Regions from separate parts of the Mus musculus genome. Here region 1 is linked to region 2. Evidence: chromatin loops called from intact Hi-C (ENCODE). Cell type or tissue: gastrocnemius. All regions are shown on one strand.

Evidence for each region. A loop is a pair of places that touch in the nucleus more often than their neighbours do. Peaks named below come from ENCODE experiments on the same cell type or tissue, not always from the same donor. Only the 100,000 strongest peaks of a DNase experiment are listed, where the experiment ranks them.
Region 1: a loop joins it to region 2, with 2.4 times the contacts of the local background. A loop is called at or near these places in 3 of 42 quality-filtered maps.

Annotation. Positions count from the first base shown.
Region 1 is chr6:113,322,238-113,330,237 of GRCm38, forward strand. It overlaps Brpf1 (bromodomain and PHD finger containing, 1), which reads left to right. Exons shown (of 13, transcript NM_030178.2): 12 at 176-330; 13 at 1,746-2,625. The coding sequence ends at 1,929. Ogg1 (8-oxoguanine DNA-glycosylase 1) reads left to right here and starts at 4,739. Exons shown (of 7, transcript NM_010957.4): 1 at 4,739-5,125; 2 at 6,128-6,375; 3 at 6,992-7,171. The coding sequence starts at 4,989. In gastrocnemius, no CTCF peak of the experiment used is centred here; DNase peaks (open chromatin) are centred at 4,113, 4,585 and 4,979; H3K4me3 peaks cover 2,438 bases; H3K27ac peaks cover 3,663 bases.
Region 2 is chr6:113,072,411-113,080,410 of GRCm38, forward strand. Setd5 (SET domain containing 5) reads left to right here and starts at 5,229. Exons shown (of 22, transcript NM_028385.1): 1 at 5,229-5,302. Gt(ROSA)26Sor (gene trap ROSA 26, Philippe Soriano) reads right to left here and starts at 4,834. Exons shown (of 3, transcript NR_027010.1): 1 at 4,764-4,834. In gastrocnemius, a CTCF peak has its summit at 3,697; DNase peaks (open chromatin) are centred at 4,134, 4,351, 4,892, 5,835 and 2 more places; H3K4me3 peaks cover 5,780 bases; H3K27ac peaks cover 7,838 bases.

The DNA of each region.
Region 1 (8,000 bases), 250 kb after region 2:
AGAGATCCCAGTCAGTTTTCCCACCTCTCTCTATCTCCTTTTGCACCCTAGGTTCTGAAATAATATGGGTCAATACTGTAAGCCCAGTAACATATTCTTTGAGTTCTTAGATAGGGCTAGCTAGCTTCAGGGAAGAAGTGACCTATACATAACTGAGCTTGTATTACATCCTTAGATCATTGATCCAAAGATGCCCCGAGAAGGTATGTTCCACCATGGGGTTCCTATCCCTGTACCACCACTGGAGGTTCTAAAACTTGGGGAACAAATGACACAGGAAGCCCGAGAGCATCTCTACCTCGTTCTCTTCTTTGACAACAAACGAACCTGGTAAGGAAAGATGGATGCATTTGGTGTGACTTAAAGCCACAGATGTATACAGCCATCTGTAATGTGGCAGCAGACTGCCAAGAGACACTACAAATGATTAGTTTATTACAAAGTGTACATGGTGTGGGGTGACGACACACTTAGAATAGCTTTAAGAAAAGGGTGTGGCCCTTAGTCTGATGCACTGAGTAGGCAGTAGCTGGCAAACAGCTATAACTAGAAACCAAAGGACCATCAGTGACTGACAGATTTAGGGTGGCTCTCTGCCCACATTGATGGCTTCTAGACTTATTTTTTCCATTTTTTCCTCTATAGTAACAAAGTGAGGAAAACCAAACATAAACATTTAAACTTTAAATCCTTCCTGTCAAAACCGTGTTAAATGCCTGCAGATGACAATTTGTAGTCTCCCTAAAGCAGCTGGGACAGGATTTTTACACCCAAAAGATGCTGTGGTTATGCTGTAGAATTAATATGCCTTCCCAGTGAGAACTCATCACACTTAAGAATTTAATAAAGGAAAGTCTCTAAGCATGCAACTGGTGCTGGCACAAAAGGGAACCAGCCTCAAACACAAAATTTCACCAATTTATAGACCAGCGTGTGCGTGCATATGTGTGTATGCCTTAGGCTTATACATCTCATGTACACCATCATCCTTAAATCTCTTCCAGATCCAGGCTGCACTTTAAACAATTTAAAGAGACAGGAGACTGCAAGTCTGACCACTTGGGCGGGTGAAAGGGAGATTATACAGCAAAGAAATTGCCAGAGTTAATTAAGGACACCAGTGTTGTTGTTTTCTGAATAGTTGTTACCTAGGATCGTCTTGGCCACTTGATAGAATTATGCTTTTCCTTATAAGTAATTTACTTGATGGCAGACCAGGATGCCATTAATAATAGTTGTCCCTTGCTCTGCAACCTTAGAGGCATGTTCTTTGATACGGAGATGGACCTAGTGGCTGGTTTTAAGTCAGTGTTGCCTCCTTTTGTTTTGGGAATCTAGATTAACTGGATATCAATCTTGGTGAGCAAACATTAGCAGAAACATTTTCTCAGCAACCCTAGACTGCCATTTTTGTACAAAATTGTCTTTCCTACGGTTTCTAACACACCTGTTTAGTCATATTGGAGGCAGAATTCCTTTAGCTAACTTCTACTTCATGTAACTCAGTATTTCCTAAGCAAGTCTTTTAGTAAATCCTTGTAGAATCAATGTTATTGCCTCAAGCATCTCCTGATTCATTTACTCCCCCTGATCTGCTGCCTGGGCTGTTCTTCTCAATACAATACACAGTCCCTTGATAGCAGGGATGCTAGGAGTAGGCATTCCTAACAGCACGGGGTTCAAAAGGGCGAGCACTCTTCTACCTGAAATCATGCCTCATCTCATCTTCTTACCTTCTCTGACAGGCAGTGGCTGCCCCGGACTAAGCTTGTTCCTCTGGGTGTGAACCAGGATCTAGACAAAGAGAAGATGCTGGAGGGCCGCAAGTCCAACATCCGCAAGTCAGTGCAGATTGCTTACCACAGGGCTCTGCAGCACCGAAGCAAGGTGCAGGGTGAGCAGAGCAGCGAGACCAGCGATAGTGACTGATACTCTCAGAGCCCGGTGGTGCTGTGATGGCTCTCCTTCCCTTTGCTCATTGTCCTGGAGTGATGCCGCCCTCTGCACTGATTAATTCCTGGTCTTGGGGCCAGTCTCAGGGGAAGTTGGGTAGGGGAGGTCCCTCCTGCCCTGAGTGCAGCTGGACTGTACAAAACACTCCAAGGGCCCATGGCCACTCAGTGCAAGGAGAGGAGAGGTCTCAGAGGTCTAACGAGTTCAAAAACTCATGGCATTGTAGGGCAGGGTGGTGGGCCACAGTAAGAATACTGTAAAAAACAGGCCCTACCACCCTTACCTACTCATGCCAGGGGAATTCATACCTGCCTAGAGGCCTGAGGCCCTTGCAGGTGGTAAGGTAAATCAGCATCATCCCAGCCTAGCCGTGGGATTGATGTCTGTCTAGCCTGGAAGAGGGGCACTAGGTGACCCCTCCCCTGCTGTTGTAAATACTGTAATTATTGGAGAATTTAAATTATTCTCATTTGTAACTGCGTTTCCGGGTCGCGCCAGAGTCATTTGGTACTAAAAAAAGAAAAAGAAAAAAAAAAAAGAAAAGAATGGAGCTTGTCTCTACTTCCTTTCCTTTTCCCATAGAACTCCCCCTACCTTTCAAACTGGTTTGTATTTATTTCAAAGGAAGAAAATATATTGATTCTTAGAAAATAAAGTCTATTTAGAATTCTTTCTTCTTGCCTTCTACTAGGACAGAGGGATTCCGAGGGAGAGCTTTGTGCCTCATACTTGGGATGTACTTTGTGCCCAAAGGGTTGCTGATGACTGTGCACGGCAGTCATAAGACATATAAGCAAGCTAGATAGAGTAGTAGCACGGTCCTGTAATCCCAGGACGTGAGGTGCTGAGGCAGGAGAATTGCCATGAGTTCAAAGGGGAGGCAGAATAACATAACAAGAACCCGTCTTTGAAAAGTTTGAATAGCAAAGCTAAGTAAGAGCTCACATGTCCTATGTACTCTCAGGCACTGCCCTAAGTACCTAGAAATACATAAATTGTGTCTAATCCCTGCAATAACTATGGATGGCTAATAATACGCAGCTATCTCCACAGTGACAGGACCATACTAAGTACCTTTAGATATACTGTTGTGCAATCTTTACAGTAATTATGGGGTGTGTTAATTACAGGTTGTTTACCTCAGATGCTAAGGTTTAGAAAAATTAACTCGCCAAAGTTCCTACAACTAAGAAGTTGGAGAGCTAGGACTTAAACCCAGGTCTCTTTGTCTGGAAAGGTGTCTTTTCAGCTAGCACCTAAGACCAGATGAGTCCATTACTGCCATCTTATGGGATTCAGTTGCTTCAAGTCCTTTGTTAGGACTGTAGCTGAAGGGCTTCAGACACTTCAGTTGAAAACAAAGTAGGTGTGTACCAGCCTGTTAATGCACATGCAACCTTGGCGTTTTTCCTAACTTAAAGTCTTGTTGGAGAGAATGCCTTCTCAGTGCCAGGCACCTGTAAGGTGACATGCCTTTAGATGAGGTAATCACAGTAAAACATGGATGCTGAGAGCCTTACAGCTACTGCTTAATGAAACTGAGACAAAAGACCCAGTTTGTTTGATGTTGGTTAATAGTGTTCTAGCAGGTGTGCTGTGCCTTTCTGTAGACACACACACACACACACTAATCAGCATCCAGCCCTGCCCTTGAGTCTGTAGTCCAATAATTTAGGCACAACCCGAAAATTTCTCTGCTTGATGGAAAATGCCCTAGTGTGTCAAACTAGTGTCCGAAGTTCATGTTTCTTTCTTTCTTTTTTTCTTTTCTTTTTTTGTTTGTTTTTGGAGACAGGGTTTCTCTGTGTTGCCCTGGCTGTCCTAGAACTCACTCTGTAGACCAGGCTGGCCTCAAACTCAGAAATCTGCCTGCCTCTGCCTCCCAAAGTGCTGGGATTAAAGTCATGCGCCATAACTGCCCGGCTGAAGTTCATATTTCTTAGCCTAAGCATTCTTTTTTTGTCTTAAAAAATTATAAATGATATAGTCCTTTTTGGAACAAGGTGGCTGGTGCTGGTTGTGTTGGTCCCTTAGGCTGCCTAGAGCCACACACTGGCATTTGGACGGAGTGAACTCCAAAGAAAGCCCATCTCTCCACGCTCGGACTGGAGCGGGTAGCTGTGCCGCAGGCTGTAGCCAGGGCGAGCAAACCTGAGACTGGCCTCTGAAGCCTGGGAAGCCCGAGATGGCGCATTCGGGGCCTCCTGACAAGACGTGGAGGGGACAGCGCTGAAAAATCACTGCCTCAGAAGAGGCTCGGTGGAGAAAGGCTTGAGCAGGGGAGGATGAGATTCTTTCGGTTTATTTCTTGAGACAGAGTCTCGCCATGAAGCCCAGCCTAGTTAAGCTTCAAACGTGCCTCCCGCCTCTGCCTACCGAGTTCTGGGACGACCGGTGTGTACCACTACGCCCCGCAATGATGTGGCTCCAGTGCGGGCCAGCACGAGAAGTTGCAGGCAGGCCCTGAGATTGCACCGAAAGCCCTGAAATGGCAGAGCCGGGTCTCTGGCAGCCAATCGCCAAGCAGCGAGGCCAGCAGGCCAACCGCTCCCACCTCACAGGCCCGCCCACTCCGGCACTCCCGAGTTCTCATTGGTGCTTCGTACTTTCTTCTCGGATTGGCTACCTCTAGGGTCAAATAAGCGGGAGCAAGGATCTACTTCCGGTGGGAGTAAACTGGGACCCGGAAGAACCATACTGGCGCGCCTTTCCAAACCTCGAGGGCTGCGCAGGAGGAGGAGGCGCGCGCCGGGAGGTCCTGGGGGCGGGGCCACGTCCGGAGGAAGAGGCGGGGCGTGCTGCACGGGAGAGCGGAGTGGGGCGTTTAGGGGTTTGGTGGTGTGCGAGAGGCTTTCCTACGAGGAGAGGGAAATTCATTCAACAGGGACTCAAATTAAAATTACACCGGACCCATAAGCTAGGACCCACGGTGCTACACTCCCGGTGTGTGTGGTCACTTGTGTGCGAGGCTTTAGGACTTGGGAAAGTCGAGTTCTGATTGGACAGTGCCGTAATGGGCTGGGGCTGCTAGCCGAATGTTATTCCGTTCCTGGCTGCCTAGCAGCATGAGACATCGCACCCTAAGCTCCAGCCCGGCCCTCTGGGCCTCTATCCCGTGTCCACGCTCTGAGCTGCGTCTGGACTTGGTTTTAGCTTCTGGACAGTCCTTCCGGTGAGTGACTGCACTTGGGAGGACTGTTCCCTAGGATGTTGACTTCTCAGTGCTGCCCACTCGGGATACAGAGAATGTTGGGAGCAATAGATGAGAGTACATTTTGGAGTCTAAGCACCGGTGGTTTGCCTTTTAACCTTCTTTAGGAAGTAGAGGTGATGACTGTGCAGGATTATGAGGACCATGCAATAAAAATCAGTGGGGGAAGCTGAGGGATGCACTCAGTAATAAGAGTGCTTGCTTTTCACGCACTTGGCTCTTGGTTCAATCCCCAGTACCGCTTCTTTTTTATTTTTAAGATGAAAACTACACCGGGGGTGGTGGCACACGCCTTTAATCCCAGCACTCGGGAGGCAGAGGCAGGTGGATTTCTGAGTTTGAGGCCAGCCTGGTCTACAAAGTGAGTTCCAGGACAGCCAGGGCTATACAGAGAAACCCTGTCTCGAAAAAACAAACAAACAAAAAGATGAAAACTAGCGGGGGGGGGGGGGGGGGCGGCTGGAGAGATGGCTCAGTGGTTAAGAGCACTGACTGCTCTTTTGGAGGTCCTGAGTTTAATTCCAAGCAACCATATGGTGGCTCACAACCATCCATAATGAGATCTGATGCCCTGTTCTGGTGTGTCTGAAGACAGGGACAGTGTCCTTACATATAAATAAATAAATAAATAAATAAATCTTAAAAAAGAAAGAAAGAAAGAAAACTAGCCGGGCAGTGGTGGCACATGCCTTTAATCCCAGCACTTGGCAGGCAGAGGCAGGCAGATTTCTGAGTTTGAGGCCAGCCTGGTCTACAGAGTGAGTTCCAGGTCAGCCAGGGCTACACAGAGAAACCCTGTCTCGGGGAAAAAGAAAGAAAAGAAAGAAAGAAAAAGAAAGAAGACATACCACTTTTATTTATAACTAATTAGTCAGTTTACAGGTGGGACATTTGTAAAACAGAAAGGACCTTAACGAGTTCAAGATGGGTAACGATGCTAGGGTTGTCTGTTGGGGTGCCCAGGTGGAAGGAGCAGAGCCCTGCTCACTGGAGTGGCGTGCTGGCAGATCAAGTATGGACACTGACTCAGACGGAGGACCAGCTCTATTGCACTGTGTACCGAGGAGACGACAGCCAGGTCAGCAGGCCCACCCTAGAGGAGCTGGAAACCCTACACAAGTACTTTCAGCTAGATGTCAGCCTGGCACAGCTGTATAGCCACTGGGCTTCTGTAGACTCCCACTTCCAAAGAGTGGCCCAGAAATTCCAAGGTGAGTACAAGGGGGCAGGAATGGTGGCTTACAAGTTACATCTCTGTGACTCTGCCTTCCGTAACATGCAGATACAGGGCCACCAGGATGGTTCATCAAATAAAAGCACTTGTCATGCAGTTTAATGCCCCAATACATACTGGAAGGAGAGGACCAACTCCCAAAAGTTCACGCTATGCCACACACACATGATAATAGCAAATAATTAAGATGTACTTACTAAAGTGCTTCTACTTAGCACATTGTTATTATTATAATGATGATGATCATCATCCACAGGAAAGTGATAAAGATATGGGGCCTAATCCTGACTGTGTGTCCTGGAGCAGGTGACGTCATTCTGTCATTATATACCCAATCACTTTTACTCTTTGGTGAAGAAAGAAAAGGACACAAAATGAAGCCCTGTTCATGTGGTGCTTGCATTGTGGCTTTTTTTCTCAGTGGAATGGGATGGTCACCCAGACCCCACAGGATGCCACAAGGCAGAAGCCTAGTGATTTCTCGACCCGAGCAGTCCCTTATTCTTCCAGGTCCCCCTGGAGCCTCAAGGTGTAGTGTCTGATGTGGAGGGATTCGAGGTGTGTCCCCAGGCTCCGACCTTTCTGCTCTCCAGGTGTGAGACTGCTGAGACAAGACCCCACTGAGTGCCTTTTCTCTTTCATCTGTTCCTCCAACAACAACATTGCTCGCATTACTGGCATGGTGGAACGGCTCTGCCAGGCCTTTGGACCTCGACTCATTCAGCTTGATGATGTCACTTATCATGGCTTCCCAAACCTCCATGCCCTGGCTGGTGAGTAGGTGCATCCGTCCCCTTCAGCATTTGGACAGAAAGATCTATCTGTTCAGTTCTACCCAAGCTATGAGCTCCCATCTCAGAGCTTCCCACTGTGCCAAACACTGTCTCCACCCAGAAGTCCTGGGTGAAGTAGTCTGGGCAGTCCCAGATATAACTTGTCCTCAGATTTGATCTCTGAAACAGCAGCACCTCATTAGTTGGCTGTTTGCCAGTATATGCAGTACCTCACTAGAGGAATGTCTATACACAGTGTTCAGTAGTTTAGACTTACAGGCAGATAATCTGAGACAGACTGCCTAGATCTGACTGAATCCTAGTTCTGACACTAACATGTTCACTTCTGTTTTGAGTCTGTGAAATGGAAAATGATGTTACATATCCTGTCAGAATCCTTTATTCTGAGGACAGAATAAAGGGAGACACATCTTGCACCCAGCAGTGTTTGGAACAGGAAATACATAGCAATTTTAAGCTGCTGTCACTTTAGTGAGTCCACTTGCTCTGTGAAGAAAGTATATTGGTTAGCAGATATGAGGACCAAGCTAGGTGACATGCTTAGGGACTAAATAGTAAGAAGAACTTTGGTTCATTCTCAATTGGGGTATTTTTTTGGTGCTAAGAAAAGGCTCGAGTATCTGCTTTTGGCTTAATAATCATAAGTTGTCAAGGAGTTCATTTACCTCTCTAAGCTTGGCTTGACTTGTTAATAGAATGGGAATATTAGAATATATTTAGAAGGGTTTGGGGCAGGGGGGATAAGTTGATTGTGAGGCATTGAAAAGGAATGAGTTGGGCTGAAGATGGCTCAGTGGTTAAGAGCACT
Region 2 (8,000 bases):
AAAACGTCTCAACTTCAAGGTGAAATGCTTGACTCCTAGACTTGTGACCCAGCAAAGTGCTCTATAGGTAGGGTTACTAGGTCAGAGAGTCTTGCCTGCAAACCACAATTATACAATTCCACCAAATGTAAGACATGTAAAAATGACTTATTTAGCTCAGGTTTTGAAAATTAAAAATCAAACCCACAAAGACCTAACTTTCACATTAAGTACAAATGTTTAACATATATAACATGTTTTGCCTTGATATATGAAATCATATGACATCACCTGACAGGAAACTTAAGTTTATTTGAACAACAATCAGCCTAAGGTAGGCCTAGCACATGATCAGGATAGTGCAGGGAAACCCAAAGAAGTGCTTCTGAGTATAAACCAAGAGACCTCGAAATAGCAGCTTTGTTCTGTATCTCATGGGCTTTAACTATCACTTGAAAACAATTTCACAAATCACAAAACCAACATTTGTTTAGTTTCCAACTCTGCCTATTCACCGGAGAAATCCATGTCCCAATTTGATGGGGGAAAACTTGAATGAAATATTATTTGGAATATTTTAATATCCCTGTGTATATGCAGATGGTTTAAAGACAGGTAACCTTAACTGTAGTTTCTTGGTTGTCTGCCTTGTTTTTTGAAATATGCTCTCACCAGGAGCCTGCCAAGTAACTACTCTTGTGTGCTCAGCAAGTCCTAGGGATCCCTTAAGCATGCTCTAACAGGCCTGGCTTTTTTTTTTAAAAAGTAGGTTGCGGTGATAATAATTCAAGTTTTCATCACTTGAAACACATTTTACCAACTATCACCCAAGCTCCCTTAGTGTGTCCCCTATAAAAGAATCTGACCTGCAAGTTCCAAAAGTATTACTACATTTTAACCTTAGTATTCAGGAGACAAAAGCAGGCAGAACTTTAGTCTACATATCTTGTTGCAGATCAGGCAGAGATACATAGTGAGACCCTGCCTCAGGAAAAGCTATCATTTTTATATTCACAGTAAGCAAATTAACATTAAAAGTCAGAAATTCTTAATTTGACTTTGGCTGTGAAGAATTTGGATTCTCTGGATTTGAAACTAGAAAATCTGATTAAGCGATGCAACAGTTTCTGTATACTAAAACTCTAAGACCCTTGGTTCTAAAGATACCACATTTAAAAAAAAAGTTAAGTATAAGACAAAAAGCCTTAATAGCTCTTTTATAGGGGAGGGACTCATTTAATATTAGTCCACCTCACTCCTCATAACTATTTTATGAGGTTTATTATATAACCCATTTTTTAAAAAAAAAATTAAAGGACAATTTTAGTGTTTGAAAGATTTCCCAACCCCACCCTGGAAATCAGGCTGCAAATCTCAGCAGCTGCCCTTAGAAGGCAAAAAGCCATGCCATTTAAGCCATGGGAAGTTAGTAGCAAACAAGAGACCACATGGCAGGAAGGAGGCTTTAAAGAAAGCCCACAGTGTCAAAAGACCCAACCAACAGCAGAGACAGAAAAAATAATACCCAAATCTCATCAGAAAGGTAGACGGATTTAGCCACATCCATAGTGGCTCATTAGGGAATGCTTCAATTATAATTTTATGAAATCTCAGAGCCCCCCTCCCCAACAGGGTTTCTGTGTGTATTCCTGGCTATCCTAGATAGAACTTGATGTGTAGACCAGGCTGGGCTCAAACTCAGAGATCTGCCTGTCTCTGCCTCCAGAGTGCTGGGATTAAAGGCATAAAGGCAAGCACCACCACTGGCTGGCTAAACTCTGGCCCTACATTTTTGAAATCCAAAATTATCATTACTTGCTTTCATGTTTAGTAATGGCTGCAGACTTAGCTTTCAGCTTTGTATAGATGAAGCACAAAAGTTAAGTAAAGCTAGCAGTTTAAACAAATAGGATACTAGAAGTTCAATTTTTATTTCTTTATTGCTTAGTGTAAGAGAAAAGACATTAAAGTCTGCATTGGTCTTCTGTATCCCACAAGTCTGCAGTTATGGCTCCTCTGTCCACAGTTACACTTCAAATAAAAATTAGTTCCTTGGTAACATTTCCAGTGCTTAAAGAGTAATTTGATTATTGGCTACCATATTGGAACAAACACAAAGTATTTCATTACTTCAGTAAATTCTACTGGAGACAGTATTCTCTTTAAAAAAAAAAAAAAGAAGAAGAAGGAGGATTTATTTATTTAATGTGAATACACTTGTGGTCTTCAGACACACCAGAAGAGGGCATCAGATCCCATTACAGATGGTTGTGAGCCACCATGTGGTTGCTGGGAATTGAACTCAGGACTTCTGGAAGAGCAGTCTGTGCTCTTGAACTCCGAGCCACCTCTCCAGCCCCTGGATAGTATTATTATAGAGCACAAGCACACACAACACAACAACCTAAAAACCAAGCTTCACAAATACATTTGTTGCTTAATCATTTTACTTGTGTTTGGCTACAAGTCAAGCAAAATTATAGGTCCTGAAGAAGCTTGGCAAAATCACATTTAGACCAGCAATAACGTGTAGAATGCCATGAGTCAAGCCAGTCCAAGAGAAAGCACTGCTTAAATAGAAAAAATACAAGCTCACAAGACCTTAGGTCAGGAAAGACAACAAACACCTGAACTTTGCATTCCAAAAGGAACCACCTTTTACAGATGTGTACAATGACAAAATTTTAGTAAGCAGTAATCAATACCATGTGGCTCAATAATGAAATATACCTTTTAATGTCTTAAAATATCAGCCTGGCAATATGTAAGATACATCAGGTAATATTGGGGGAGGAGACATCCACCTGGAAACCATTAATGGTTAATAGCTCAGTTTATAAATGGAGAAAAAGGAGAGAGGCATTCATGGGAGTGGAAAGTTAAGCTTTAGGTTGGATTCTCAATACATCTATTGTTGTAAAACTCCCTGGACTGAGAATAGGCCCAAATGTGGAACACCACCTGACGGGAGAGGTGATAGACACTGAAAATTAAGGATCAAGGCAAAGGATCAACAAAAAGTGTACTAAGGAGTTATAAAAGAACTGCAGTGTTGAGGCCCCAGCTACAGCCTCGATTTGTGGTGTATGTAACTAATCTGTCTGGTTTCATGAGTCATCAGACTTCTAAGATCAGGAAAGGGAAAATGCCAATGCTCTGTCTAGGGGTTGGATAAGCCAGTATAATAAATGAAAATGGGGCTAAAATGAGTGTTCTAAAATACCTTTTGATAAGGCTGCAGAAGGAGCGGGAGAAATGGATATGAAGTACTGGGCTCTTTAAAAATGATTAAAATTCTGCTTACATAGTCTAACTCGCGACACTGTAATTTCATACTGTAGTAAGGATCTCAAGCAGGAGAGTATAAAACTCGGGTGAGCATGTCTTTAATCTACCTCGATGGAAAATACTCCGAGGCGGATCACAAGCAATAATAACCTGTAGTTTTGCTGCATAAAACCCCAGATGACTACCTATCCTCCCATTTTCCTTATTTGCCCCTATTAAAAAACTTCCCGACAAAACCGAAAATCTGTGGGAAGTCTTGTCCCTCCAATTTTACACCTGTTCAATTCCCCTGCAGGACAACGCCCACACACCAGGTTAGCCTTTAAGCCTGCCCAGAAGACTCCCGCCCATCTTCTAGAAAGACTGGAGTTGCAGATCACGAGGGAAGAGGGGGAAGGGATTCTCCCAGGCCCAGGGCGGTCCTCAGAAGCCAGGAGGCAGCAGAGAACTCCCAGAAAGGTATTGCAACACTCCCCTCCCCCCTCCGGAGAAGGGTGCGGCCTTCTCCCCGCCTACTCCACTGCAGCTCCCTTACTGATAACAACTCAGAGCGACTTTGGGAGAGCAAGTGCTTCCTGCCTCCAAAACAGCCCAACTGAGCCCTCGCTCCTTCCCTCCACTCCCCGGAGTGCGCGATGGAGGTCTGGCTCAGCACGCCCCTCTTGAGGCAACTCAAGTCGGAAACGTGCTTGCACCCGCCCCGCAGCCGCTCAGCCCTACTGCCCGTCCCCGCCCCCAGCGCGCGCTTCCTGCCACGTTGCGCAGGGGCGCGCGGCCAGACTCTGCGGCGCGGGGCCGAGGGGAGGGCCGGAACCTGGGAGCGCCTCCTCGCCGCCCCCGCTGGCCGGCGGATGGACTCAACTTGCACGAACACGAGCCAATGGCAAGGGCCAGTTTTCTGGGCCCCGAGAGCCAATCAGACGACGAGGCCCGGCCGGCGGCGGGTAAAACGACTCCCCCAGAGGAAGGGGAGGGTGGGCGGCCGCTCGCGCGCGAGCTACTTTCGCTGACCCTCCCTCCCCTCCCCCGCCCCGCCAGAGGCCGACCGCGCCCGCACGTCCAGCTCGCCTCACCCCACCTACCTCCCGCCCCACCCAGTGGGCAGAGCGAGGCTGCCGGCGGCTGCGCACTCCGGCTGCCGTTAACTGACAGGCGCCTTACGCCAACCAAAACACGCCATTTGTGTTTTCACACACGGCGGGAGGAAAAGAAGCCAATCAGCGACGAGACGTCGGCCGGAAGCGCTCCTCCGCTGCCCCCCCCCCCCCGAGCCATGGCCGCGTCCGGTGGAGACTTTTCCGCTCCCTTCTCCCTCCCCCTCCGGTTGCTGCAGGGCGGACCGCATTCCTGCCCACCACCCGCTTGCCCCTTCCAGCGTCACGACTCGTACCCGGCTGTCTCACAGAACGGCTCCACCACGCTCGGAGGGCCTGCCGCGGCCGCCCATCCCCGCAAACGCACCAAGCCGCCCTCCCGCCAGAGTCCCGATCCCCTACCTAGCCGAGGCTCTCTGAGGAGCCGGAGCCCCAAAGCACAGCCTCTTCTTTAGGCGGCCCCGGCAGCCTCCGCTGATTGGCGGCGCACCGGCCAATAAGTGTGGGGCGGTGGGCGGAGAGGCCAATGGCGCGGCGGGAGGGGGCGTGTCCCGCGTGCCCCTGGCGCCGGCACTGGGAATCCCCGTGCGGTCAGTGGCGTTTCCGCTCGGGCAGCGGGCTGAGTGAGCTGCCGCCGCTGCCGCCGCTGCCGCCGCCGGGGGAGGGGCGGCCGCCGCCCGCCTGCGCTCAGAGACTCACGCAGCCCTAGTCCCGCCAGTCCGCCAACACAGTAGTGCCGGCCCCCTCCGCCCCTGGCCCTCCCCCTCCCCGCCTCGGGCTCGCTCCGCCTTTTCTGCCCCCCACCCCCACCTCACGGGTACGGGCCATTCCCGGCCAGGAAACGCCGTGGCGCCGCGTTGGGCCTAACTCGAGTCTCGCTGCCTCCCGGGAGTGCCGTGCGCCGCAGCCCGGGCCCAGGCCCCGGCAGCGCCTGGGTCAAGGTAAGGGTCCAACAGAAAAGAGACACCGAACCACACGACCGGGCCCCGGGGGAAAGAAGGGTCACCTCAGTCTCCCTGCGTTCCCTCTCCTCGGGGTCGTGGGCCTGGGCCTCCCCAGCCTGGTAGCAGGAAGATGCTTGCCCTTTTCGTCTTCTCAGCTACCTTTACACACCATTGCACCGCTCTTGCCCAGAGAGAAAGGCTCTCCTTCATCTAGTCGACCCCACTACCTTTTTAATGTCTTCCCTGGGTCAGGACTCTTCCCCTCCCCCTACTCTGGTCTCCCCTTTTTGCCTGGGTATTGCCTACTCCACGTTTATACCCTTTTCAGGAGAGGCCTCCCAACCCTGCTCTCAAAATACACATACTTTTTTTTCTGTCCCTGAGCCCCCCACCTCCCCTGTTCTTGCGGCCTTGTGACAACTCTGGTCGCTCGTGGGGGCCCAGTCCTCCCCTCCATAATCTTCCTGAACGCCTCTCCTCTGGTTTTCCAGTTCCTATCTCAGATGGCTGCTGCTTTTCCCACACCAAAGACATTACCTTCGCCACCCCCACCTCACATTCTTGGACTCCCTGTGGCGTATGCCCCAGTATCCTTGCGATATCCCTGTTGAATTTGTAGGGTTCTAGCCTGGAATTGAGCCAGATTTTGTCGTTTTCCCTGCCTAGGGCGTGGAGAGCGATCTTTTAAGAACGACTCTAAAGAAGAGGGGGAGGGATATGCCCCTATGAATCCGTGCAAGCCAAGATCCTAGGTAAATGGTAGTGGGCAAAAGCCCTGGTTTTAGTAGGTAATCGCTCAGAAGGAAAGTTTTAACTCCTGGGAAAGCCCCTTCTATGCTAATTTATTCTATCGGGCGCCTTTGCCTTTCTCATTCTTAGGAATAAGGATCTTTCTCCTGTGTACTGATGCTGCAGCCCGCCCTGCTGGCCTGGGTCAGGGGTGCGTGGATGACCTGCATTTTCTGCTTTCTCATGTTACTTGTGTAACGTCTTCACCAGCAACTCATTTTTCGCCCAGAGCTCTGGGCTCTGGGTTTTGTCTATACCTGGATTCCTTTTGCCAATTGTTCCTGTGCTCAAAATACTTAAAAAGATTCAGGTTCTCGAATTTCCTCCATACCTTGACTAAATTGTTTTTAGATGACATATTTGTGACCAAGGTCATGTTTACATTACTTCCTTGCTTATATGTTAAATACCTATACTTTTGATTGGGGAGGATCCAGATGGAGGAGGTTCCAGGAGGAGGTTTGTGTGCAGCATATTGAGAGGAAAGTGTTTTGATGGTTAATTTGATATTAATAATGGTTTAGGTCGCTAGGAGGAAAACTTTAAGAGGTTATTTTAGATGTGTGCAATCTGACCTAGGACTAAAGCAGAGAATACTGACATAATTAGAGATTTCTGAGTTTGGAGGACACAGGAATTTCTTTTCCCTGGATTTCTTCCAGTTTTCTCAGGAGGATCATTAGTTCTCTGTCCAAAATTTGTGGCCTGTTATGGGATTAGAGGCTTTAAGGTTATTCAGATTGTCATGTGTAGAATATTGAGTTATGTTCTTTGGTAGGACATGACCCAAGGCTCTTGTTCCTAGCTGTAAATTTAAATATGATTGCTGAATGTTTGGAAAATTGACCTTTTTAAAACTAAAACTTAATGCTTATATCCACATTGCTGGTTTAATTAAAACGAATATTTGGAATTTGGTATTTGTTGATTTTCAAATCAAAGACCTCAATTTAAAAGTGACCTTAGGATTGTTCCTTTCTAAAAGCATAGTTCCAATCCTTCCAGCATGGAGCACTTGTTCCCCCCCCCCCCCAAAAAAAAGTGTGTTAAGAAGTGGGGGTGGGGTAAAGAAAAGGTTGCTCCTGTGTTGGATCACAGGAGTGAGTATACAAGGCGGCAGCAGCTGCTGGCTCTGGAGCTCTGGTTGCTACGTGAGAAGCTTGAGTAGTGCTGGCTGCTGTCTCCAGGGAAGGACAGCAGTGCAGCGTCCATTAATGCTGTTGGCTGCAGGGAACTGCACTTAGTGATGGCTGCTCAGGCTGGAAAGAAACCTTGCTTGCTTTCCTGGGAAATTGTACTGCTGAGCTGCTTTGCTTTTTGCTAGTGAAGAGACCAGAATTAGCAATTCATAACTGTATCCATTTATGGATATCAGCATCTGAAAACTGGATCAAAGTTAAAGACTTGGGGTTTTTTGTTTGAGGAGGGGTTGGAAGCTTTTTGTTACTATCTGAGGTTTTACCCTTCACAGGACTTAAAGTTCATTAGTGTTTTGATCTTTTTTAACCCCTAAAAAACCTAAAAATAGTAATGTGGGTAATAGGGTGAGGAGGATCTTTGTTTTGTTTTCCCAGTGCAAGTGACATGAATTCCTCCATCTTTTAATTGCTTGAGTCATTTCAGATTTGTATTTGTCTCTCCGTATTAGGCCGTATTTACCTTTGTGAATAGATTGATGTTCTTTGAAACATCTTACTATATATTTGGATGCCTAAACTAAAAAGAGCTGCTTTTGGATTAATGCTTGGTTTGTTGTTAATTCTAAATTAATCTGTAGACCTCTCCAGATTAGATATACTTACTGATATCTGACCTATAAATTGGATTAATCGTGTATGTGTTGGATTATAGACTTTCCACCGAACAAAGATGTGTTTTGGCAGTAATCCATCAGAGACACAGAAGG